Linked DNA regions of Homo sapiens: all the other regions are linked to region 3. Evidence: chromatin loops called from intact Hi-C (ENCODE). Cell type or tissue: Calu3. All regions are shown on one strand. Region 1 has its middle 140 kb from the start of CCNG2. Region 2 has its middle 83 kb from the start of CCNG2. Region 3 has its middle 200 kb from the start of CCNG2.

Region 1 (8,000 bases), 57 kb after region 3:
ATGTATGAGGCCACAAGGCAGCAATGAAAAAGCTTTTAATTTCAACTAGGCACACTCAGGTACATTCAGATGTGAAAGCAAGCTTGTGTATCACTGTACACACTCCCAAGACTGCTTTATTCAAAAGAAATAGATGCTCAGAGCCAGCCACATCTCATAAAACATGGAGGAACTCAGTGATCAGTTAATAGCCATGTCCTATGGACTCAGATACTACACCCTAGAGTCACTATGTGTCTCCTTCAGAGGAAGGAAAGCCCAAATACCCTGATCAACTTTTTTTGACCTATCTGGTCAAATAAGCCAGTGAAGAGACCTACAAAAGTGCCTTCTAGCCTTTAGGTGCAGGACTTGCTTTCATGTGCATTTCTAGAGTGATTTTTTACCAGTTGGGATCAGTTGAGTTCCTGAATGTCGGTAATAGGAAGGAAGAGCTTCTAATAGGAGACTGCTATAAGTAAAGAGCAGTGCTTTACTGAGCTGAATGGGTAGATGCATTTTACCTCCCCGTGCTTTATAAAGACTGGCAAGTGCTAGCCAACTTTTCACCAGGCCAAGGCTCTGTAACCCTTTCTTCCTGAGCCTGACCCACATGTAACAGTTGATCCATTTGAGAGTCAAGTATAGAATATAGTTTTGCCAGAGAAGTAACATCAATACTCCATTCCACAGTCTGTAGCACCAGAAATGGTTCATGGAAGCTCCCCCTTGAATGTCAAGACAATTCTGTAGTTAAGTGGAATCAGGCCCTTCATCACTCAGAATCACTGGCTGCCTGTGCTCTAGGATGTTGTATTAACAGATTTCCAACTCTGGATGCAGATTAAGAACTAACCTCCAAGAGGCTATAAAGGCAGGAATGTTGCATGACCTCCATGCCCAGAGCTGTTTCTATATACCTCTTGTAGAGTTGTTCTTAGCTTTGGAATACATTTTTGTTAGATAATTGGTAAGATCAACTTTCATACAACTTAAAAAACTACAAAAATCTAAGGCCTAAAAACCACAGATTTCAATCTCATCCTGAAGACAATGAGGACATTTCATTACAATTTGTCAAACACTTTTAAATCACAATCTACCTACTGGACAAAAAGATCCTTGCCACCACCTCCTCTCCCCCAAACTATCATCATCATCCATTTCTCACTCCCTGGCCTTTTGTAAAGTGACATTTGCCAGAAGCCTTAAGTATTACTGACTGGGGCCCAGAATACCCCATAGCCAGTTTTCAGCTTGCCCTAGTAAGTGATTTGCATATATCAGTTGCTGCCGTAAGTGATCAAATCTCTTTAACAAAGTCATTATCAAATCAAACTTTTTTCAAAAATATGCTCTTTGCTAAATAACAGACCTTCCTCACTGCTTTACCAGAAGGGCACAGGCACAAAAGACGGGTATATCCTCAGCCACAAGTGTAGATATTTCAGGAGTTTAAAGCCTCTGTCAGCATCACTAATGCAGTTTTGAGATTAGGAAAGAGACCAACTTATGTCCCAAGTGTTGGCTTAAGACATGATTTTCAATTGCAAAGCAGCTTGGCTATATATTATGTTTGTGGCATCCTTGATAAGCCTCTCTGGCCCACTATGTAGGGCAAGTAATTGACATCTCTAGCTGTTTTAATAATCTATTTTTCTGGAATAAGGAGTGGCCTAAGATGAGAATATATGCTCATCTCTGGCAGAACCCAATGGCCTGCCCATCGGGTCAGTGGCCTAGAAAGTCAGTCTGAGTTCCGTTCCAAGATGGCCAAATGGGAAGAGCTCCAGTCTGCAGCTCCCAGCATCGTCAATGCAGACGACGGGTGATTTTGGCATTTCCAACTAAGGTACTTAGCTCATCTCATTGCAACTAGTTGGACAGTGGGTGTAGCCCATGGAGGATGAGCCAAAGCAGGGTGGGGCGTGGCCTCACCTGGGAAGTGCAAGGGGTCAGAGGATTTCCTTTTCCTAGCCAAGGGAAGCCATGACAGACTGTACCTGGAAAAATGGGACACTTCCACCCAGATAGTGCACTTTTCCAACAGTCTTAGCAACTGGCAGACCAGGAGATTCTCTCCCATGCCTGGCTCAGCAGGTCCCACACCCACAGAGCCTTGCTCACTGCTAGTGCAGCAGTCAGATCGACCTGCAAGGCTGCAGCCTGGTGTGGGGAGGGGCATCCACTATTGCTGAGGCTTGAGTAGGTAAACAAAGCTGCTAGGAAGCTCAAACTGGGCAGAGCCCACCGCAGCTTAGCAATGCCTACTGCCACTATAGATTCCACCTCTGTGGGCAGTGCATAGCTGAACAAAAGGCAGGAGAAACTTTGAGACTTAAACCTCCCTGTCTGACAGCACCAAAGAGAGCAGTGGTGGTCCCCGCAAGGCGTTTGAGCTCTGAGAACCGACAGACTGCCTCCTCAAGTGGGCCCCTGACCGTGTGTAGCCTAACTGGGAGACACTGCCCAGTAGGGGCAGACAGACACCTCATACAGGTGGGTGCCTCTCTGGGATGAAGCTTCCAGAGGACGGATCAGAGGCTGCAGTACTTGCTGTTGTGCACTACTTGCTGTTGTGCAGCCTCCACTGTTAATACTCAGGCAAACAGTGTCTGGAGTGGACCTCCAGCAAACTCCAACAGACATGCAGCTGAGGAACCTGACTGTTAGAAGAAAAACAAACAGAAAGGAATACCATCAACATCAACAAAAAGGACATCCACACTAAAACCCCATCTGTAGGTCACCAACATCAAAGACCAAAGGTAGATAAAACTACAAAGATGGGAAGAAACCAGAGCAGAAAAGCTGAAAATTCTAAAAACCAGAGCACCTCTTCTCCAAAGGATCGCAGCTCCTCGCCAGCAACAGAGCAAAGCTGGGCAGAGAATGACTTTGACAAGTTGACAGAAATAGGCTTCAGAAGGTCGGAAATAAAGTTCTCTGAGCTAAAGGAGCATGTTCAAACCCATCACAAGGAAGCTAAAAACCTTGAAAAAAGGTTAGAAGAATGGCTAACTAGAATAAACAATGTATAGAAGAGCTTAAATGACCTGATGGAGCTGAAAACCATGGCACGAGAACTTCGTGATGCATGCACAAGCTTCAATAGCTGATTCAATCAAGTGGAAGAAAGGATATCAGTGATTGAAGATCAGATTAATTAAATAAAGTGAGAAGACAAGGCTAGAGAAAAAAGAGTAAAAAGAAACAAAGCCTCCAAGAAATATGGGACTAAATGAAAAGACCAAATCTACATTTGATTGGTGTACCTGAAAGTGATGGGGAGAATGGAACCAAATTGGAAAACACTCTTCAGGATATTACCCAGGAGAACTTCCCCAACCTAGCAAGGCAGGCCAACATTCAACTTCAGGAAATACAAAGAACACCATAAAAATACTCCTTGAGAAGAGCAACTCCAGGAGACACATAATTGTCAGATTCACCAAGGTTGAAATGAAGGAAAAAAATGTTAAGGGCAGCCAGAGAGAAAGGTCGGGGTACCCACAAAGGGAAGCCCATCAGACTAACAGCAGATCTATTGGCAGAAACCTTACAAGCCAGAAAAGAGTGGGGACCAGTATTCAACATTCTTAAAGAATTTTCAACCCAGAATTTCATATCCAGCCAAACTAAGCTTCATAAGTGAAGGAGAAATAAAATTATTTACAGACAAGCAAATGCCGAGAGATTTTGTCACCACCAGGCCTGCCTTACAGGAGCTCCTGAAGGAAGCACTAAACATGGAAGGGAACAACCAGTACCAGCCGCTGCAAAAACATGCCAAATTGTAAAGATCATCAATGCTAGGAAGAAACTGCATCAACTTATGAGCAAAATAATCAGCTGACAGAGTTGGTTCCAAGATGACCGAATAGCAACAGCTCCAATCTACGGCTCCCAGTGTGAGTGACACAGAGGATGGGTGATTTCTGCATTTCCAACTGAGGTACTGGCTTCATCTCATTGGGGCTTATCAGAGAGTGGGTGCAGTCCACAGAGTGTGAGCCAAAGCAGGGTGGGTCATCACCTCACCCGGGAAGTGCAAGGGGTTGGGCAATTCCCTTTCCTAGACAAGGGAAGCTGTGACAGATTGTACCTGGAAAATCAGGACACTCCCACCCTACTACTGCGCTTTTCCAATGGTCTTAGCAAATGGCATGCCAGAAGATTATATCCCATGCCTGGCTTGGAGGGCCCCACACCCACGGAGCCTTGCTCACCACTAGCACAGCAGTCTGAGATCAAATTGCAAGGCAGCAGTGAGGCTGGGGGAGGGGCGTCTGCCATTGCTGAGGCTTGAGTAGGTAAACAAAGTGGCCAGGAAGCTTGAACTGGGTGGAGCCCACCACAGCTCAAGAAGGCTTGCCTGCCTCTGTAGAGGCCACCTCTGGAGGCAGGGCATAGCTGAACAAAAGGCAGCAGAAACTTCTGCAGATGTAAACTTCCTTGTCTGACAGCTTTGAAGAGAGTAGTGGTTCTCCCAGCATGGAGTTTGAGATCTGAGAACGGACAGACTGCCTTCTCAAGTGGGTCCCTGACCCCCGAGTAACCTAACTGGCAGACATCTCCCAGTAGGGGCCGACTGACACCTCACACATTTGGGTGCCCCTCTGAGACAAAGCTTCCAGAGGAAGGATCAGGCAGCAACATTTGCCATTCTGCAATAGTTGCTGTTCTGCAGCCTCTGCAGGTGATACCCAGGCAAACAGGGTCTGGAGTGGACCTCCAGCAAACTCCAACAGACCTTCAGCTGAGGATCCTGACTGTTAGAAAGAAAACTAACAAACAGAAAGGACATCCACACCAAAACCCTATCTGTATGTCACCATCATCAAAGAACAAAGATAGATAAAACTACAAAGATGAGGAGAAACCAGAGGAAAAAAGCTGAAAATTCTAAAAATCGGAGCACCTTTTCTCCTCCAAAGGAAGGCAGCTCCTTGCCAGCAACTGAAAAAAGCTGGATGGAGAATGACTTTGAAAAGATGAGAGAAGAAGGCTTCAGACAATCGGTAATAACAAAACTTCTCCAAGCTGAAGGAGGATGTTTGAACCCATCACAAAGAAGCTAAAAACATTGAAAAAAGATTTTAGATGAATGGTTAACTAGAACAAACAGCATAGAGAAGACTTTAAATGACCTGCTGGAGCTAAAAATCATGGCAAGAGAACTACATGACAAACGCATGAGCTTCAGTAGCCAATTCAATCAACTAGAAGAAAGGGTATCAGTGATTGAAGATCAAATGAGGGAAATGAAGTGAGAAGAGAAGTTTAGACAAAAAAAGAGTAAAAAGAAATGAACAAAGCCTCCAAGAAATACGGGACTATGTGAAAAGACCAAATCTATGCCTGATTGGTGTATCTGAAATTGACAGGGAGAATGGAACCAAGTTGGAAAACACTCCTCAGGATATTACCCAGGAGAACTTCCCCAACCTAGAAAGGCAGGTCAACATTCAAAGTTCAGGAAATACAGAGAACTCCACAAAGATACTCCTTGAGAAGAGCAACACCAAGACACATAATTGTCAGATTCACCAAAGTTGAAATGAAGGAAAAATATTAAGGGCAGCCAGAGAGAATGGTCGGATTACCCACAAAGGGAAGCCCAGACTAACAGCAGATCTCTTGGCAGAAACTCTACAAGTCAGAAGAGAGTGGGGGGCAATATTCAAAATTCTTAAAAGAATTTTCAACCCAGAATTTCACATCCAGCCAAACTAAGCTTCATAAGTGAAGGAGAAATAAAATCCTTTACAGACAAGCAAATGCTGAGACATTTTGTCACCACTAGGCCTGCTTTACAAGAGCTCCTGAAGGAAGCACTAAACATGGAAAGGAACAACGGGTACCAGCCACTGCAAAAGCATCCAAATTGCAAAGACAGTCGATGCTAGGAAGAAACTGCATCAACTAATGAGCAAAATAACCAGCAAACATCATAATGACAGGATCAAATTCACACATAACAATATTAACCTTAAATCTAAGTGGGCTAAATGCCCCAATTAAAAGTCACAGACTGGCAAGTCCGATAAGGAGTCAAGACCCATCAATGTGCTGTATTTAGGAGACCCATCTCATGTGCAGAGACACACATAGACTGAAAATAAAGGGATGGAGGAGGAGCTACCAAGCAAATGGAAAGCAAAAAAAAAGCAGGGGTTGAAATCCTAGTCTCTGATAAAACAGACTTTAAACCAACAAAGAGCAAAAGAGACAAAGAAGGCCATTACATAATGGTAAAGGGATCAATTCTACAAGGAGAGCTAACTATTCTAAATATATATGCACCAAATACAGGAACACCCAGATTCATAAAGCAAGCCCTGAGAGACCTACAAAGACACTTAGACTCCTACACAATAATAATGGGAGATTTTAACACCCCACTGTCAACATTAGACAGATCAACAACACAGAAAGTTAAAAGGATATCCAGGAATTCAACTCAGCTCTGCACCAAGCAGACCTAATAGACATCTACAGAACTCTCCACCCCAAGTCAACAGAATATACATTCTTCTCAGCATCACATTGCACTTATTCCAAAATTGACCACATAGTTGGAAGTAAAGCTCTCCTCAGCAAATGTAAAAGAACAGAAATAACAAACTGTCTCTCAGACCACAGGGCAGTCAAATTAGAACTCAGGATTAAGAAACTCACTCAAAAGCACTCAACTACATGGAAACTGAACAACCTGCTCCTGAATGACTACTGGGTACATAACAAAAGGAAGACAGAAATAAAGATGTTCTTTGAAACCTGTGAGAGCAAAGACACAACATACCAGAATCTCTGTGACACATTTAAAGCAGTGTGTAGAGGGAAATTTATAACACTAAATGCCCACAAGGGAAAGCAGTAAAGATCTAAAATTCACACCCTAACATCACAATTAAAAGAACTAGAGAAGCAAGATCAAACACATTCAAAAGCTAGCAGAAGGCAAGAAATAACTAAGGTCAGAGCAGAACTGAAGGAGATAGAGACACAAAAAACCCTTCCCAAAAAAAAAAAAAAAAAAAAAAAAAATCAATGAATCCAGTAGCTGGTTTTTTGAAAAGATCCACAAAATTGATAGACTTCTAGCAAGACTAATAAGGAAAAAAAGAGAGAAGAATCAAATAGACACAAGAAAAAATGATAAAGCGGATTCTCACTACCAATCCCACAGAAATACAAACTACCATCAACGAATACTATAAGCACCTCTACACAAATGAACTAGAAAATCTAGAAATGGATAAATTCCTAGACACATACACCCTTCCCAAGACTAAACCAGGAAGAAGTTGAATCCCTGAATAGAACAATTACAGGCTCTGAAATTGAGGCAATAATAGCCTACCAACCAACCAAATTCCAGGACCAGATGGATTCACAGCCGAATTCTACCACAGGTACAAAGAGGAGCTGGTACCATTCCTTCTGAAACTATTCCAATCAATAGAAAAAGAGGGAATCCTCCCTAACTCATTTTATGAGGCCAGCATCATCCTGATATCAAAGCCTGGCAGAGACACAACAAAAAAAAATTTTAGACCAATATCCCTGATGAACATTGACGCAAAAATCTTCAATAAAATACTGGCAAACTGAATCCAGCAGCACATCAAAAAGCTTATCCTCCATGATCAACTTGGCTTCATCCCTGGGATGCAAGGCTTGTTCAACATACGCAAATCAATGAATGTAATCCATCATATAAACAGAACCAAAGATAAAAACCACGTGATTATCTCAATAGATGCAGAAAAGACCTCTGACAACATTTAACAGCGCTTCATGCTAAAAACTCAATAAAGTAGGTATTGATGGGATGTATCTCAAAATAATAAGAGCTATTCATGACAAACCTACAGCCAATATCGCACTGAATGGGCAAAAACTGGAAGCATTCCCTTTGAAAACTGGCACAAGACAGGGATGCCCTCTCTCCCTACTCCTATTCAACACAGTGTTGGAAGTTCTGGCCAGGGTAATCAGGCAAGAGAAAGAAATAA
Region 2 (8,000 bases), 120 kb after region 3:
ATGGGGATGATTTCCCCCATACTGGTTTCATGGTAGTGAATAAGTCTCATGAGAACTGATGGTTCTGATGGTTTGATCAGGGGAAACCCCTTTCGCTTGGTTCTCGTTTTCTTTGCCAGCCACCATGTGAGACATCCCGTTGCTCTTCCTTTAGTCTTCCACCATGATTGTTGGAAGGCCTCCCCAAGCCATGGGGAACCGTGAGTCAATTAAACCTCTTTCCTTTATAAATTACCCAGTCTCGGGTATGACCATTGGCAGTGTGAAAACGGACTAGTAAACCTATCTCTGCTTTACACCAAATCACAAATCAAAGCTGACATAGGCCCAGGAGCCCATACTTTATCTGGAAGAAATATCCAGATTATGACAGTAAGGCCAAAGACAGGAGACAGATGATCAAAGTGGTAAAGGCACCAACAGTTCCATCTTATACTTTGCCAACATCTGTAGTTCCATGTCTACACCAAAGGGTCCCTGATACTAAAATATGGGACAGAACTATCCACAAGGGCTGACAGCAGCAATAGCTCAGGCAGAAGTAAAGGAAACCACAGAAAGTCTTTGGCTGTGTCTTTTCCTTCATTCTTCTATCTAGACTCTTTCCAAGGAAAAACCATCATACCCTCTAAGGGCAAAGCATCAAGTCGTACTGAGCCATTAGACACTGACGGCCAAGGGTAATTCAAGGGCACTTCTCATCCTGTACAGTGACTTTGTGTGTCAGCTGCATTTGACATTGACCATGCATAATAGCATGTAGCATTGTACCATCGCTCTGGAAGCATTTCCCTGTACCAGATCACCTCAATAAGCCAGACAGGACACCACTTAGCTGGCTACACACTGGCTATTGGAACGGACAAGTGCTGCATTGCTGTTCTACCTGATGACACTGCATACATGCATGGGTTTACCATGCTGTTTTTCACATCCTGATAACATTGCATTGGGATTCACGGGGCTATGTAAGAGTAAGCAGAGGATAGGTTTGGTGCCTTTAAAGCTGCTGCTGGGATTAGAGATCCATGCAAATTACCTGCAACTTCATGTTCAGGCTATGTGTCAAAGATAGCTGGCTATAGTTGGTGCCACAATGCCCTTGTTGATATCCTTTACAGCTTAAGTTGATGGCCTGGACAGCCACTGATGGTTCAAGAGAGCATATATAGCAAAAGAGTTGCAGATATACTTGTAACAGCTAGTAACTTGAAGTATTTTGAGTCTGCCCTGATTCTTATTTCCAGGGGTAATTGACCAAACTGATTTTGGAATGCTTGGAAGTCACTTGAAGCAACTGGACCCAAATGGTTTCCTTATGCCAAAGCCACACATCACCCAGATGCATTCAAGATCACGGAGACTCCTTTTGTTATACCTTGTGTCTGCCATATTCTACCACGCTGCCAAATTCTACTATGAGGAATTACCAGAAATGCAAACCAATACCTGGTAGGATACCAGAGAAAGCTTAGAGATGCTTACAGGAGAGAATTAACTGGTCTATCTACCTTCATGGACAAGCACTCTGCACGCATGTGGAGTCACACACCGAATGCTCCAGGCAACCTCTCAGGGGGAGAGAGAGGTGGTTCAATCAACCAAGACACACTAAAAATTCAGGGTATTTCTGAAGATTTAACTCCTAGGAATTTCCACATCACTGTCTTCCCTGCTGGGCCTGGGAAGAAGCAAACAGGCAACACCACAAGGCTATCTTGAAAGAATTTTGGTTTTGGGATAAAGCCCAAAGGCGAGCCTGCAAACCTTAAGCCGTCACATTCAGAAGATACAGAAGTAGCAAAGGTATTACTTGGAGACAAGGAGAGCCCTGTTGCCTATTCACCTATTCTTTTCTTCCTGTAACAAAGATAATGAACCCTATCTTGGGGCCATGTCCATATCTCCTCAAATTCCTTTTGCCATTTCTCTGTAATCCTCAACGTTGGATACCTGTGTCTTTAAGAGGCAGCATCTGCAGTTGTTCGAGCACCTCCCTTGAGTTACTGGACCTATTTTACATGCACACCAACAGCCAGAAGTGCCCAAGATTACCACCTCTTACCCCCCACTAGACCAGGACCACCAGTAATAAATGCTGTCATATTCTCACATATGAAAGCCCAGCTCAAGCAATGGTGTAACCTCCAGCGCTCCTCTGTGAGAGGCAAGGGGATTTTGTCTGTGATCACAGCCTTGCTTGACTTACCTATCCCCTTCTTACTCATCCTGCCTCCCCAACTCCTTCACTGATTTCTTAGAAATACGTTGGTATTTCTAAGATCTCTGGTCCTGAGGAGTTCGTTACAGTTACCATATAGTTGGCTTCATAATTCTTGACAACTAATGACACTTCCAGGGTTGAAAGTCGCCTTGATTTCAGTGTTTGGAAGAAACAGACTGAGGATTTTTTCCTTCAGGCTCCTGGCACCTTCCAGTGGCTGTCTATGTTCTACCAAACATCTCCTGAAGTCCCTCTCATTATCATGAACCAGAAGCTTCCATGGTGATAATCCTACCTATCTAAAGTCACCACCTGCACATCTAACAGTTGGCTAAACTTTTCTATCCAAGAGTCACTATGGAAATTGAAAATGCACTTAGAGGACCCTGTGGGTGCACGCCAGCAAGTTCAGCTGCATGAGGGACAGCTGAGATACAGATGAGCTGCATGCATCAGTTCAACCAGGCACACATCTCATGTTCACTAATTTGCCGTGCCTTGTCACTTATCCTCACGTTAAGAGGTTAGCATGATGCTTAACAGACCCAAGAAAACTATGTTACAAGGAAAACTATGCTGTAAACCATACTGATGGTGAAAGCATGGACACTAAAGCCTTATATTCATTCCTTCACTTGAATTTATGCATGAGAAACAGCGTTATCTTGGTTCTGGAAGAGGTACCTTGAAAGACATGCCGTCCTCCACTACTGTGGCAATCCACTCTAAGGTGTACACCATTCGCATATCGAGGAATTCACTGGCTTTTCTCTAGCACTTTGTCCTGCTTTACCCCTTTTTCTGTTTGCCATGGACGTCTGCTCATTCTGCTTTGTGTCATCTGCTTGGAGACCCATTTTCCATTTACATTAACCCATTCTTCAAAGCTCCCAGTTATCCCGAACTGTACACCCCAAGTGTCCCTCATAAGACCATTATAGTCAGTCACTGTTGGTTCTTGCTCTCTAAAAGCCCCTTAAGTTGCCCAGCCCAGGCTCCATCTGAAGGAGGTTGCTCAGGGAACACAGTTCTGTGATCGAGTACTGCCCTCTCCTGGCCAAAGCCCTGAACTCAGTCCCAGCGGGTCTGCCCCTCCAGTTCACCTGTGAGACTTGTCTGATTCTCCCCCAACCCACACCACGGCCCACCTGTACTGCCTGACACGAGGGAAGTACAGGACCTCTCACATCTAAGGCAAGGGAAACTGGAGAATCAGTTAACAGCGATGTCCTATGGACTCAGACCTCATACTACATTCCCTCAGAGGAAGCTCAAGTGTCACAGTCTACTTTCTCACTGTCCAAGAGTTGGTTCGTTTGAAATGTAGACATAAAATATAGGTCACAGAATGCACCGTTCTTGAACCTAATACCTGAGGCGGCTCACTGGATGCTTTCCTGTGGACACCCTACAGCCCACTGTAGCTGATGTGATTCTGAATGACGGAGGTTGTCTGATGCTATCTGCCTATGACTTAGATTTCTTTCCTCCAATGACACAGCAGTTCCCCACTCTGGACACAGATCAGCAATTGACCGAGGGGCTAGGGAGGCAGGCATACTATGTCCTCCAAGTGCACACCTCTTGTGAGCACTTAACCTTGGAATGCTAACCTATTAGGAACTTAACGAGATCAGCCTTCATGCTAAACTCGATACAGAGTCCTGAAAGGATATCAGACCTTTGATGTAACTTGTTGCTATAGATTTCTATCCCATCCTGTCACCACACTTTATCCAACAGGACTTCAGTTAAGGGTTTGCCACTTCAGATTTTCTGCCATCACCCCTCCACTGAAAAATGACAGCTGTCACTCAGTCTCATTACCTGATCCTCAGCATGAGGTCTGCCAACAGGCCTTGGCATTACCAATCACATCCCGCAATACCCAAGGGGCAGCTTATTTCCTTTAACTTTGCTGCTAAGACTCAGTTTTACTTCAAGAATTTCTTCATTATCAAGTAATCTCACAATATTTATTCAAAGGGCTCAGACACCAACAGCAGGTATCTTCCTGAGCCACAAACCTGGGCTCTGTAGGCATTTACAAGCCTGTGGCATCACTGAAACTGTGTTGGTATCAGGAAAGAGATCCCATTATTTCCCAAATGCTAGATGAAGACCATGTTTAAAGCATCTTGGCTGTACTCTGTGGCTGTGGCAGCCATGAAGATATGCCTCAGGCCATATACAGGAAAGTAACAAATCCAAGTGTTCCACCAAGAATTAAATTTGGTGGCAAAAGCAGCAGCTCAAGATTAGAATATGTATTGATGCCTGGGCAGTGACCAGTGCTTAAGCTACCTGGTCAGAGGCCTGGATAAAAAGACTGGAAAAATTAGAAGTCCAAGATGGGATGTATGGATGCTTAAGACTTGTAGATTTTTACATCACCTGTTAAGACACACTACAAGCCAGACGTTTTGTCTGTTTGGTGAACAGGCAAAATAGCTCTGCCACTGGGTATCGGCCAGGCTTTTTCAGCAGCTAATGGGTAAATGCATATTGTAGCCACGGTAGCAGACATGGAAGATAACATGTGTGCCCAACATGGACTGCCATTTCCTAGAGAAATTCTGGTTACCATTTCTTCTGAAAGACCCACTTGTCAGACATTGAATCTCAATGTATCAGTATAAGGAGACCAACTCACTACATGGTAGCAAGTTGACTACATTAAGCCCCTTCCCGTTCTGGGAAAGCCAGAAGTTCATGTTCACAGGAATAGATATCTCATGTTGATATGGGTTTGTCTCTCCTGCTTATGAAGTCTCAGCTACCTCCCACTCCGGGGACTCCTGTGCTTCATCCACAGGTATGGAGCCCCATACAGCAAAGTGTGTTACCACTGGATTGAGGTCACAAAAGATAGACAGGCCCCAGATCACAAGGTCTACCGGCCATATCACAAAACCATTTAGAGGCAGGGAGTCTCAGAATGGTGACACAGCCTTCAGGAAACAGAAGCATGGACTCCAAGTAAACATGCTGACATTTTGGGACACCATCCTTTATGAGGCAGTGTGTTAGAGGCATCTGTGTAATACTGTATCCCCTATAGGAAGACTACATGGATGCAGAAACTAAGAAGGTTAGTCATACTTTCCATCATTCCCTGTGAGCCACTGGGTTCACTGAGTTATCCTTGTGGGGTAACAGGAGGTGGTTTGTACATTAACATGTATGAATGAAACCTGGGTCATCTACTTGGGCATCTCCTGGTACTCCCTTGACCCACTGTAACTAATTCAACAACCTACCTTGAAAAGCTAGAGCTTACTAGTGGTTCAGGCCCCTTAGTATGAAGATTTTTATCCTACCAGCTAAGAACTAGCCCTCAGCCAAGGTTATAGCTGAGGGCTAAGAAAATTCAGAGTGGATAGTTGTTGTGGCAGATTAGTGTTCATTGCAACCTGGGATCAATCTAGACACAGGAGCTGCATTTCATCCCATGCATCCTTGAGTTCCCCTGAAGAGTCCTAAGGGACACAAAGTCACTCTTCTGTGGACCTGTGTAGAGAAGTAGAGCTGTATAGCACGGGAGCCAACTATGCTTATTAGAATGTCATTCTTCCCATGTGCTGCTTCATCCGATACTTGAGTGCAGCTAGGATGCTCAAGCAGCCCTGTTTAGGGCACTTGGGACTTCTGATGGGCAATTTGGGCTCTGGTATTTATCCTTGCCAAAACAATGTCACACACCTCAGTCTCAGCCCACTTCCTACCTAACATCTTTCCTTCAGAGTCAGGCCTGCATCATAGTCCTCTTCCCAGACTCTTCCAGCTCCCTCAGTTTCCCTCACAGAACTTTCCCCACCCCAAAGTTCTTGAGCATCTAACCCCACACCTTGGCATCTGCATCACAACACAAGCCAGCAGTATAGAAGTTTTGGGTTAAAACTACAACTTAAGTACTGGAGTAAGTTCAGATGTGGAAGTCAGCTTGTAGATCCCTATGGACACACCCAAGGCTACTCCATTCAGAATAGAGATGACCACCCATGCCAGGAGTCTACACCAATCCTGAATTGCCACAATGTGGCTTTTGGCCGTTTGCTTTATAAATTCCATGCTGACGTGTTATCTGAGGCATATGGATCCTCCCTTCCAGAAGTTACCCCCCACCCTTCCCAATTGTTTTACTATGTACCAAGTTATCTCACAATTGCTCAGATGCAGTTACCTTGTTCTGTTCTAGTCTTCTCACATTCTGTGTGCCATTTATTCTATTGACCCAGACGAACTCATGATTTTCCTGGGCATAGTTAGTTGTCTGTTCATGGCCCCCAAAGTCATCCTTAAGAGGTGGCTCTGAAAGCATCCAAAATTTGAGCGGCTGGAGGAACCCAGACTGAGCAATGAGGTTAGAACTCCGATCTGTCCCTTTGGTTTGGAAGCCCACGGGAACCAGGGTTCCCTGGAATCAGGTAATTCCAACTGGTGATGCCAACATGAGGGCTGCTGTTACTAATCACGACACCACTCAGTTAATCCCCAGTTTGGTTTGTGTTTATATTCAAAAGACTTAGTTCTTTGCTTTAACACTAGTCATTGCTATGGAAGTCACACAGGTGGTGATAAGCTTCTGAATTTGTATTCTCCAGGACATATTTGAGAGCAGTACTTTGTCTTTATAGATGTAGCATATATGCTTATGAGGTGGCTGCCAAGATAACGATCGAGACAGGTGTTCCTACCAGGAGGTAGTGCAAGGAGAGCAGTGTTCAGCAACAGGAAGGAGTGCCTATACCAATCCATCACCCTTGCCTTCATGACCACCCAGCTGAGCCCTCAGGCCACTTCCCTTGGACAGTGGTGAATCCAGCCATGGGGTTTCCTCCTGACAATTCTCGTTCTGCTCTGAGTCAAAACATTGAAGCCCTGTTGCCCCAAAAGGTACAAGAATTCCAGGACAAAGATGAGGTTGACTCGACTTCAACCAAATCATTTATCTGATTAGGACAGCCTGTGACTTCCTACTCACCACATAAGGCATGAAAATAAACCTTATTACTGCTTTTGAGGTTCATATTAGGTCTAGATGTTCAGTGTGTTTTCTGCCATGTGCTTTTACATAAACCTTTCAGGAATGAAAGGTTTGTTCTCCCAGCTACTGGATGCCCACAGGCAGGCAGGCAGATGTCAGCAGTCCGCCCCTCTTGGGCTTGGCTCACCAGAAGTCACACCTCTTCCTGGGTGGCTGGCATCCAATGTTCCACCTGAGATTAAAACTCCAGACCCCTCATCCCAATGCAGGCAGGATAGCTCTAAAAGGACCTTGGCTTCAAAACCCCCTGACAGGGTTGGCTTGAAGCTTCTTTGAAGAAGGCATCACAGCTCCACTTCTTCCTTTCCTTCGCTTTCACAGGTGTGGAGCCCAAGACCACTCCCTGGTGAGCTTCCTGAGGCTCACCTCCATCTGATGATCTGCTTCCTGGAAATCCCATCCATCCTCTGACAGTTAGAAACATGTGATTCACTTGTTCAGTGAACATGCTAGTCAAGCTGCTGTTCTAACATGAAATGGGGGCCAAGCACAGGAGTGTCTTCAGTAGGAACTGTACCTCCAGAACTTCAATTTCTACAGAAGATTCACCGACTGTTCCCCCAAAAAACAGTCCTGAAATCATGCCTAGGAGTTAAAGTGACTAAGAATGCAGCACAGGACCCCTGCACAGATAGGCCAGGTAGCCAAAGGTTGCCAATCATTGCATTACTGATGCTAAGGATTTTATTACTTGAAGAAAACCAGGAATAGGCTATTTGCAAAGATTCT
Region 3 (8,000 bases):
CCTAACAACTACATCCAGAGTGATAGGCAAGTACCATTTTAAGGAACCTAGGGACAGGGGTAAATAGTTCCCTACCCTCCCAGAGTTTGCATTCAAATGCAGCAATTAACAGGTAGGGATAAGCACTATGAAGGAAACAAAGCAAGATACAGAGTGAGCTTGTGATGGGGCAGGAAACAGTTTTATTTTCAATAATGTTGCCAAGGAAGAGGACACATCTTTGATTCACCCTCGGCTGCCATTAACAGACGCTGCATGATCACACTGCAATTTTACTTCCACTTCCTTGCTTGGCATCTCAGAGCTTGTGCACACACATCTGATATTGTAGTGTCCACGTGTGGGTTAAGCTTTAAATGCAAAGAGTCTTTCACTATTTCAGTATAGAGTATCAGTGATATAGAATACATCATACTGTAGCATGAGAATGCAGGTGCTTTGAGACGAATGTATTAGAGCTATTCGACAATCAAAAAGCAAACTCTCTCATATCTTGGAACAAAAGCTTAGCATCTTAGGCTATTAATTACAGTTGCTTCCTTCCAACATGTAACAGGGTCTTATGTTGATATTTCTTGTTCAAACACGCTGTGGTCAAGGGACTGCCAATTGAAAGCCAGAAAGTTTTGGTATATGGGGGTCTAGTTTTTCTGTCATTCTGTCAAGAGCAGCATACCTTTGGGAAGTAGTAGTTCATTGCATTCAGAGTACTTTCTCCTACATTCTCTTGCTCTCAGCTAGTACCTTAGATATGCCCAAGTCAAAGAAACAATCTCCCTTAGAAGTAACATGACAGTTAAGTGGAAGTAGGACCTGAATATCTATTGTAAGTCCAAATATGCACCATATTCATGTTTTTTGTTTTTTGTTTTTAAGATGGAGTCTCGCTCTGTCACCCAGGCTGGAGTGCAGTGGCACGATCTCGACTCACTGCAAGCTCCGCCTCCTGGGTTCACGCCATTCTCCTGCCTCAGCCTCCTGAGTAGCTGGGACTACAGGCGCTCGCCACCACGCCTGGCTAATTTTTTGTATTTTTAGTAGAGATGGGATTTCACTGTGTTAGCCAGGATGGTCTTGATCTCCTGACCTCGTGATCCACGCACCTCGGCCTCCCCAAGTGCTGGGATGATAGGCGTGAGCCACTGCACCCGTCCCATATTCATGGTTTTAGACTGAAGTGACTAGTATATTAGATTTGTTACTTTCACTCGCTTTAGTTGGTTTACAATAGCAGTATATGTTTTCATAAAACAGAATTCTAAGAATCTTCCTGGCTCCAAAACCAGTCACTTGTACTGTTATTTGGGTAAGTCCTCATGCAAGGTATATAACTGTATACGACAGGATTATAAGAGCCAACAGTCCAAGTTTTTGACTTCAAAGAAATGTGAGTGAGCTTGATTAAACATTAGAGCACAAGATTAACTGAAGGATTAGAGCAGAGCAGGTGCAACGAAGCTTGACTCCTATAGAAGCAGCTAAGCCGGTAGGCTGCACTGTCACAGTGCTTACCCCAAGGGCAAACCTCCAATTACACCAGTATTTCCGCAGAGACATTTGGGCTACAGCCAACAGGCTAGGTACTTGTTTTGACAAATGAACAGAGGACCCTACCATTCTGTATCATACATTAACACCAACTGGAAAGCCTCCACCATGGGAAAGGTAACAAACCTATAGTCTCAGACTCTGCCTTGCTCTGTATGCACTGATAGGAAATATCTAAGATAAATTGAAAACATTCACTGTTTTAAAGGGGTAAGGTATGTAAGTATTAATACGGATTCTGCTTGGAGAAAAATTAAGTATAAGCAGAGTCTCTGGACAGTAACAAGAGAGTTTCCTTTAGAGAAGGGGTTTGGGTTGCTAGGGGAAAGAATGAGGAAGGAGACTACTTTCTTTCAGTGAATAATTCACCATGATGCATGTAGTGTAACATTCAAAGGGACACTGTAAGGGATGCAGTAACAATTAACAGTTCCAGGCAAGCTGGTGAAGAAAAAGTTTGAGGTCTTATATTCCCAATACTCAATAAACCTCACAAATGAAATACCTAGAAGGTAAGGAGTAAAAGCCGCCATGCATATTTTATGAACAAGATAGAAGCCATTAAGCATATAAACTTAAGCTCAATTGAGTGATCAAGTAAGTACACTCCCTCATGTTTCAACTTTAAGGATGGCAAAGATTGAATGATGCTACCTAGTACCTGCTAGGATAAATAGTCACCAATTGCGGTAGAAAGTGGATGGCATGTAGGGTGTGAAGCAAGGCATGAAAGTAGGGGCATTTAGGCCGGGCAGCACATGCAGCTGCCATCCAAGGGAGACTCACAGCCTTCTTTGGGCAAGGTGGGGTAAAGAGACACTTGAAGATGTAAGTGCCTGAGCTGGTGAACAGCAGTGCAAGCAGCATGGTGACAGCGATAGAGAGGAGGATTCTAGCAAAGCCCAGGGGCCTGGCAGGCGTTAGGCAAAGGATGCCTCAGGAAGGACAGGATGGCTGTGGGTGGTCAAGTGGAATAAGGCCACAGTTATCTTTCCTGGCCTGTGGATTTTCCAGTACAGAATTCCCCCCAGAGACTATAAAGGAGACATCAGAATTGGACTACTATCCAAGGATCCAAAAGTCTGAGAGCCAGACTATTTTAGAGGAAATTGAAAGGATACCTTGAAAAAAAAAAAGCCACAACCAGCACGAGTCCACATCCAGCTCTGTCCTTCATTCAGGTAGACTCTTGTCTCTCACAGTTGGCTCTAGGACTCAGAGAAGACATTATCCAATAGTCCCAAGGTTCACAGGCAGAGAGCACCAGGGAATGGTTAGGGGATAGGACTTGAAGTGTTTCTTCCTACTGCTCCCCTGGGACCACACCAACCTGGCCTGATGCTATAGGGTCTAGCTGCCTCTAACACAAGGAGCAAAAAGCCCTCCTGCTGGCATGAGCTCTACAGCAGCTAAAGACCAAGTAGAATATTACAGTCAAATGGGATCCAGAGTAACACAAGAACCTCAGCTTCTAGAACTGTTGCATCGGTGTCCAAAGGCAGACCTTTCATTTCCCTAGCTCACATCTGCCATGGAGGGAGGGAAGAAGGTACTTGGGTTGTGGGTCAGGTCTGCTCTAGGACACTGTTATGAGCTTTAAGCTTGGGATTGTACCTCCCAATCCAGACTCCAACAGGAGGTAGAAAAGTTTTCCTCTGGGTCATCAGCATTTTTACACATCAAACACAGACCTACATTCTACACCAAAGCCAAATACTTCTGAGTAATTCCATACCCAAAATAAATAAGACTTTCCTGGATGTACCCTGCACAGACCCCAACCATGGTTGACTGGCACTTTCTTCATGGCAGGCATCTCAAACCTCATCTTCTGTCAGCGGGCAATCTTGGCTCTTCCCTGAAAGAGGTAGACAGTGGACAATCTCCTCTTTTCAGGGTCCTTCCTACTGAGGACTGAGTACCCCCTCCCCACCCCCCCCCCCACCATCTGTGACAGCTGCCCTAGTTCTGGCTGGGGTCCCTATTCTGATTCTGGCTGCTGCCACAGCTGATCTAGCCCCTGCCACCACCTCTAGAACACTGTGGAGAGATTAGTTTCTTCCACTAGGTGGCAGAAGAATCCAGTTGTCCACCCTGCCAATTTAAAGACAATAGTCACATTTAGGAGCCAGAAAACCTCTAAGCTATTCAAACTTGTGCACTTATAGTTTGTTTTGATTTAGAACATTTACCCATTTCCCTGAAAACTGGAAGGTTTAGTGAAAGCATTGAGATTTTACCATCTGATGCCCAGCGAGCCTACAAGGCAGAGTTCCCCTACATTAGGCAGGAAATTATTGTCAAGACCAGAAGACTAAGTTAGGAGCAGAGTGCAACTGACAAGGGGCAACACAAGTCTAATTCAACCCAAGAATCTTAATGTTAGTTTCACCTGATTATTTTAGTTTTTAAAAAACCTGTGATGAGGGGGATTAACACGCGACTTCCATAATACTTCTACCTGACGGAACTGCCTACAGGCTATTACGCAGCTCTGTGCTGATGGTGGGGAATCACCAAGTCTCAGGAAGATGGTCTCCAAGGTGGTTCTAAGAGAGGCCATCTCAGGTAGTAGATACTCAAGGTCATGGCATGCCTGTCCCTAATTCTTTATTCTGGAATGAGAAAAATCATATTTCTGGCTTTTTAACAAAGCTATTTATAGGCCGAACAATTGACCCCAAAGATTAGCAACATGAGAGAACATTTAAATCTCACTGTTTGTAAAAATAAGGGCTTCAGGTAAAGCTTAGCTAAATGCTCTTGCTTGAAAGTCCCTCCTGGCATTGTCAACCTGTGAGCTGGAAACATGCTCTCATTTTAAGCCTCAACTAGTGAGAACGGATCTACTCCAAAGTGGATCACACCCCAGAATGCCTACTTCTAAGCTCACTCATAGTTGGTGTTGAACATTAGCTGCTAACAGCCTGTTGGACAGGTGACTTCTGTTCCTAGCCATGACAAATGGGCTACTCTAAGGGTCACTTTGCCTTATGGCTCAATTACTCTAAGGCCACACCTGTGAGACCTCAGAGAATAGGGACTATGCTATTATAGAAGGTCATGAAAGTATTCATTCCCAGGAAGGTCAGGGTGCAATGGAGGTCCTGCTTGAGACAGGAATCTCACATGAATCAGGATATGGGCCAGGAGTGATCACCATGCTCACATGCAGCTTCCCAGAAATACAGTCCATTACAATGACATTATAAACTGGATGGATTTCACTGTCTGCAAGGCAGCCACTACTAGGCATCATGGGCTTCACATAAAAAATCCCTACCCTTAGATCACGCTGGTATCTACACAGCCCACATTGCCCATCTGGCCTCCATGCTTATATAAGTGCCTGTTTCAACAGTAGGTACCCTTCTAGGCTTTTCCTCCTATCTGCCCAAGGCTCAGGGTCTGAGTTAAAGACCTTCATATGAGGCAAGCAAAGGGTTAAAGTGCTGCCCTGTCTTGGGTAGAGCACTCTGGATTCTCTCCCCTCTGTGCCTGTGAGAAGGCTGGGACAGGACAGTTCCTTCCTGGACATGTACCCCCCACACCTGAGGAACCTCAGACAAGGGGCCTAGAATATCTGTGCTGCAGCCACTGGACCCATTCTGCCTGGGTTGTGCTTCCCTGCAAGGGTTTTCTGAGAGGCAAAATACAGAGGATAAAGATAGAGGGTAGCTTTTTAAGTTTTAAACCCTGGACCTATCTATTATCAAAGCAAAGAAAGTCTGCCTAGTGGTCCAAACCATCTGGGGCATGGATATAGCATGCCAAGCTAATTTGGTCAATTTTGCAAGCTATAGACATGACATGTGAGAGGCATACAGACCACCCCCGCTAGACGTACCATAAAGCGGTTCAGAACACTTAGACCCTATAAACAGTAACTTCTTACATTAATCCTAGGTAGGTTAAAAGAATGGAAGTGATCGTGTAGTGGTCTCAGAATAGAACACAGTCTTGTCACTTCATGGCTTCTGTCTTGTCAAGCATCTAGTGCTGAAAGAGCTCAGATTCATCTGGGGCTCAGTAGGAAAGGTAGGGCCTGAGCAAGAAAGCCACACTGAGCATATCCACACATGAACTCAGGCAAGAGACTAAAGAGGGTAGACAGCTCCACCAGATCACTGGATTGAGGGCATGGGAATGTACCACCAGATCCCCTTCAACAAGGGCTTGTTACCGCAACTGCTTGGAGCACAGCCAGCAGCCTCCAGCCATCACCTCTACAGAGTTTGCCTCAGTTCCAAGGGCATGCCCCTTCCCCTAGCAGCCCTCATCCACTTGCTGACTACAGACATATGCAGGCCAGCAATCTCAGGCCACCATGATACAACCATGATAGGCCACCATGGAACAACCATGATGGGTCACATGCATGCCGACACTGGCCAAGGCACTTCTGGGCCCCACACTACAGTTAGCCCTATCCTGCTTTCCCATCTCTTAGACACAATTTGATCTCTAAATACCATACTTCATGCCAAATTCCACTTCAACCTGTTTCTAAACAGCCCAACCTGCAACACAGGCAAAATGGCTTTGAAGAGTATGAGTCTTCTCTCCTATGCCTGGGATGCCTAAACATGTAGTCTTCTTCAACTCTGGAACATTCAAGTGGCATGTTCTGCCCTATGCTGGCACCCCTGACACGTCATGGTTATGAATTCCTCTTGTTTCTGTAGTTACACCCTAACTCTCCCGCCTATTATAGCACTAGATTCCAGTGATCTTACCTCTAGATGGTTTCTTGCCTAGTGTATGGCTCTTTTCCAAGAACATTTCCTGCCTGGTTCATTTATCCAACCTAATACATACACATCTGAGAAACCAGAGTTTGTTTTACCTCCTTGAATTATAAAGTACCATTCACTATGGGCTCAATGGCCTATATAGAGTCCAAGAACTGGCTTTGTACATGCAGTGATGCCAAGGAGGATCCACACTGAGCCACTCAACTAGTAGTGGGAAGTGGAGGATGAGATATTCATCTCTACACCAGTGGAGTCCTCAAAGAAGAGTGCTAGAAAGTGATGCTGCATAATCCATGAGACCTTAAAAAACAATGTTAAATTTACGTAAGCAGAATATGTACCTGTAAGATAAAAAAAAAAAACACACTTTGCCAAGTCAGAACTCACTTTTAAACCTAGACCAAAACTTGAGCTTAATTACCTTATGTAGTTGTTTGCCTGTAAGTTCAACATATGGTAACAGGGACCATAACCCCAAGGAAGTCTTAGACAAAACTCTGAGAACTGCCTTGACTAGTATAATACACTGTTTAAATGCTCCAGACAGCATTTTCCAGTTGATGTAATGTCCCGTGTAATGAACCCAAGTGCCATAGACTTCCTTTGCTATCTGAAGTTACCATCTGCTCATTCATTATCTTCGGCAAGATTTTTTAGATCTGACACTACACAAATAGAAAATACACCGAGATGACCCTTTGGGTGTTTACCAGCAGATTCAGCTGCACACAAGTGCAGGGAAGAAAATCAGTGAGCTGCCGTGTGCTCTGCTGTGTCCCCACATCTCATATTCATTGTTTACTATGCTGTATAACCAATATTCTTCACATTAAGAGAAACACTAAGTGAGCCTGAGAGGCCTAGGAAGGCTCACTTGCATAGAACTTGTGTGCAGTAAAACACATGCATGGTGAAAACAGACTCTAGGACATGAACTTATTCTTTCACACAAAGTATTTTCTACACCCAGGAGATAAGTGTGGACACATTGGTTCTGGGAATGTACCATGCTGCTCCAGCATGGGTCCTTCTGAAAGACATGCCACCCTCCACTACTGTGGCCCTCAGCCACTTGGGTGTTTGCCGTTGACACAGGAAGCAGCTGACTCTGGCACTTTGTTCTGCTCCAGCACTTCAGCATCTGTTCCCCACTGAGGTCCTCTAAGCACCTTCTACTTGGAGTCATTTGCTTTGAGACCATTCTTTGAGCTTAACCCATTATCTCCCCAAACCTGCCTCCATCTACAGCTGTATGTTCCACACAGCTGTTTTAAGCAAAAAAGATTCCTATCAATTGTATGTGACACGGGAGCCAGAGTGAAGGCCCAAAGGGAGAACTTGCTATTACCATTTTTCTGCTTAGGTTTAATGAAGCATGGACAGCTGTGTCCAACTGTGATTGGACAAGGGCATGACCTAATGCCCACAGACTGAGTGGGGAAACCCAGCAAGGCCGGTCTGTTTTATTTCCCTTGGTCTCTACAGCATTCCTTCTTTCTGGGTAGGGAGCAGGACCCCTCTGGAGTGAGCATTTGATGACCTGTTTATCAAGGCAAGTCAGAATTTCTTTACGGTCAGCTGTTACACAGAAAGGGACGGGGAGAGTAATGTTCCTAGCTTTAGGGCTGGCTTGGGGAGGAGGGCTTCCAGTTTCTAAGAGCTGCCTTAAAGAGCAAGAAGGGCGGAGAACAGCAGCAG

What was found. Peaks named below come from ENCODE experiments on the same cell type or tissue, not always from the same donor. Only the 100,000 strongest peaks of a DNase experiment are listed, where the experiment ranks them.
Region 1: it touches region 3 in a loop (2.5-fold over the local background); 4 of 110 quality-filtered maps call a loop at or near these places.
Region 2: it touches region 3 in a loop (17-fold over the local background); 78 of 110 quality-filtered maps call a loop at or near these places.

The regions. Positions count from the first base shown.
Region 1 is chr4:77,297,464-77,305,463 of GRCh38, reverse strand. No RefSeq gene overlaps it. Among named protein-coding and RNA genes, the nearest start is that of CCNG2, 140 kb to the right of the region's middle. In Calu3, no CTCF peak of the experiment used is centred here; a DNase peak (open chromatin) is centred at 4,263.
Region 2 is chr4:77,235,957-77,243,956 of GRCh38, reverse strand. No RefSeq gene overlaps it. Among named protein-coding and RNA genes, the nearest start is that of CCNG2, 83 kb to the right of the region's middle. In Calu3, a CTCF peak has its summit at 3,285 (motif pointing left); a DNase peak (open chromatin) is centred at 3,266.
Region 3 is chr4:77,354,141-77,362,140 of GRCh38, reverse strand. No RefSeq gene overlaps it. Among named protein-coding and RNA genes, the nearest start is that of CCNG2, 200 kb to the right of the region's middle. In Calu3, no CTCF peak of the experiment used is centred here; a DNase peak (open chromatin) is centred at 3,600.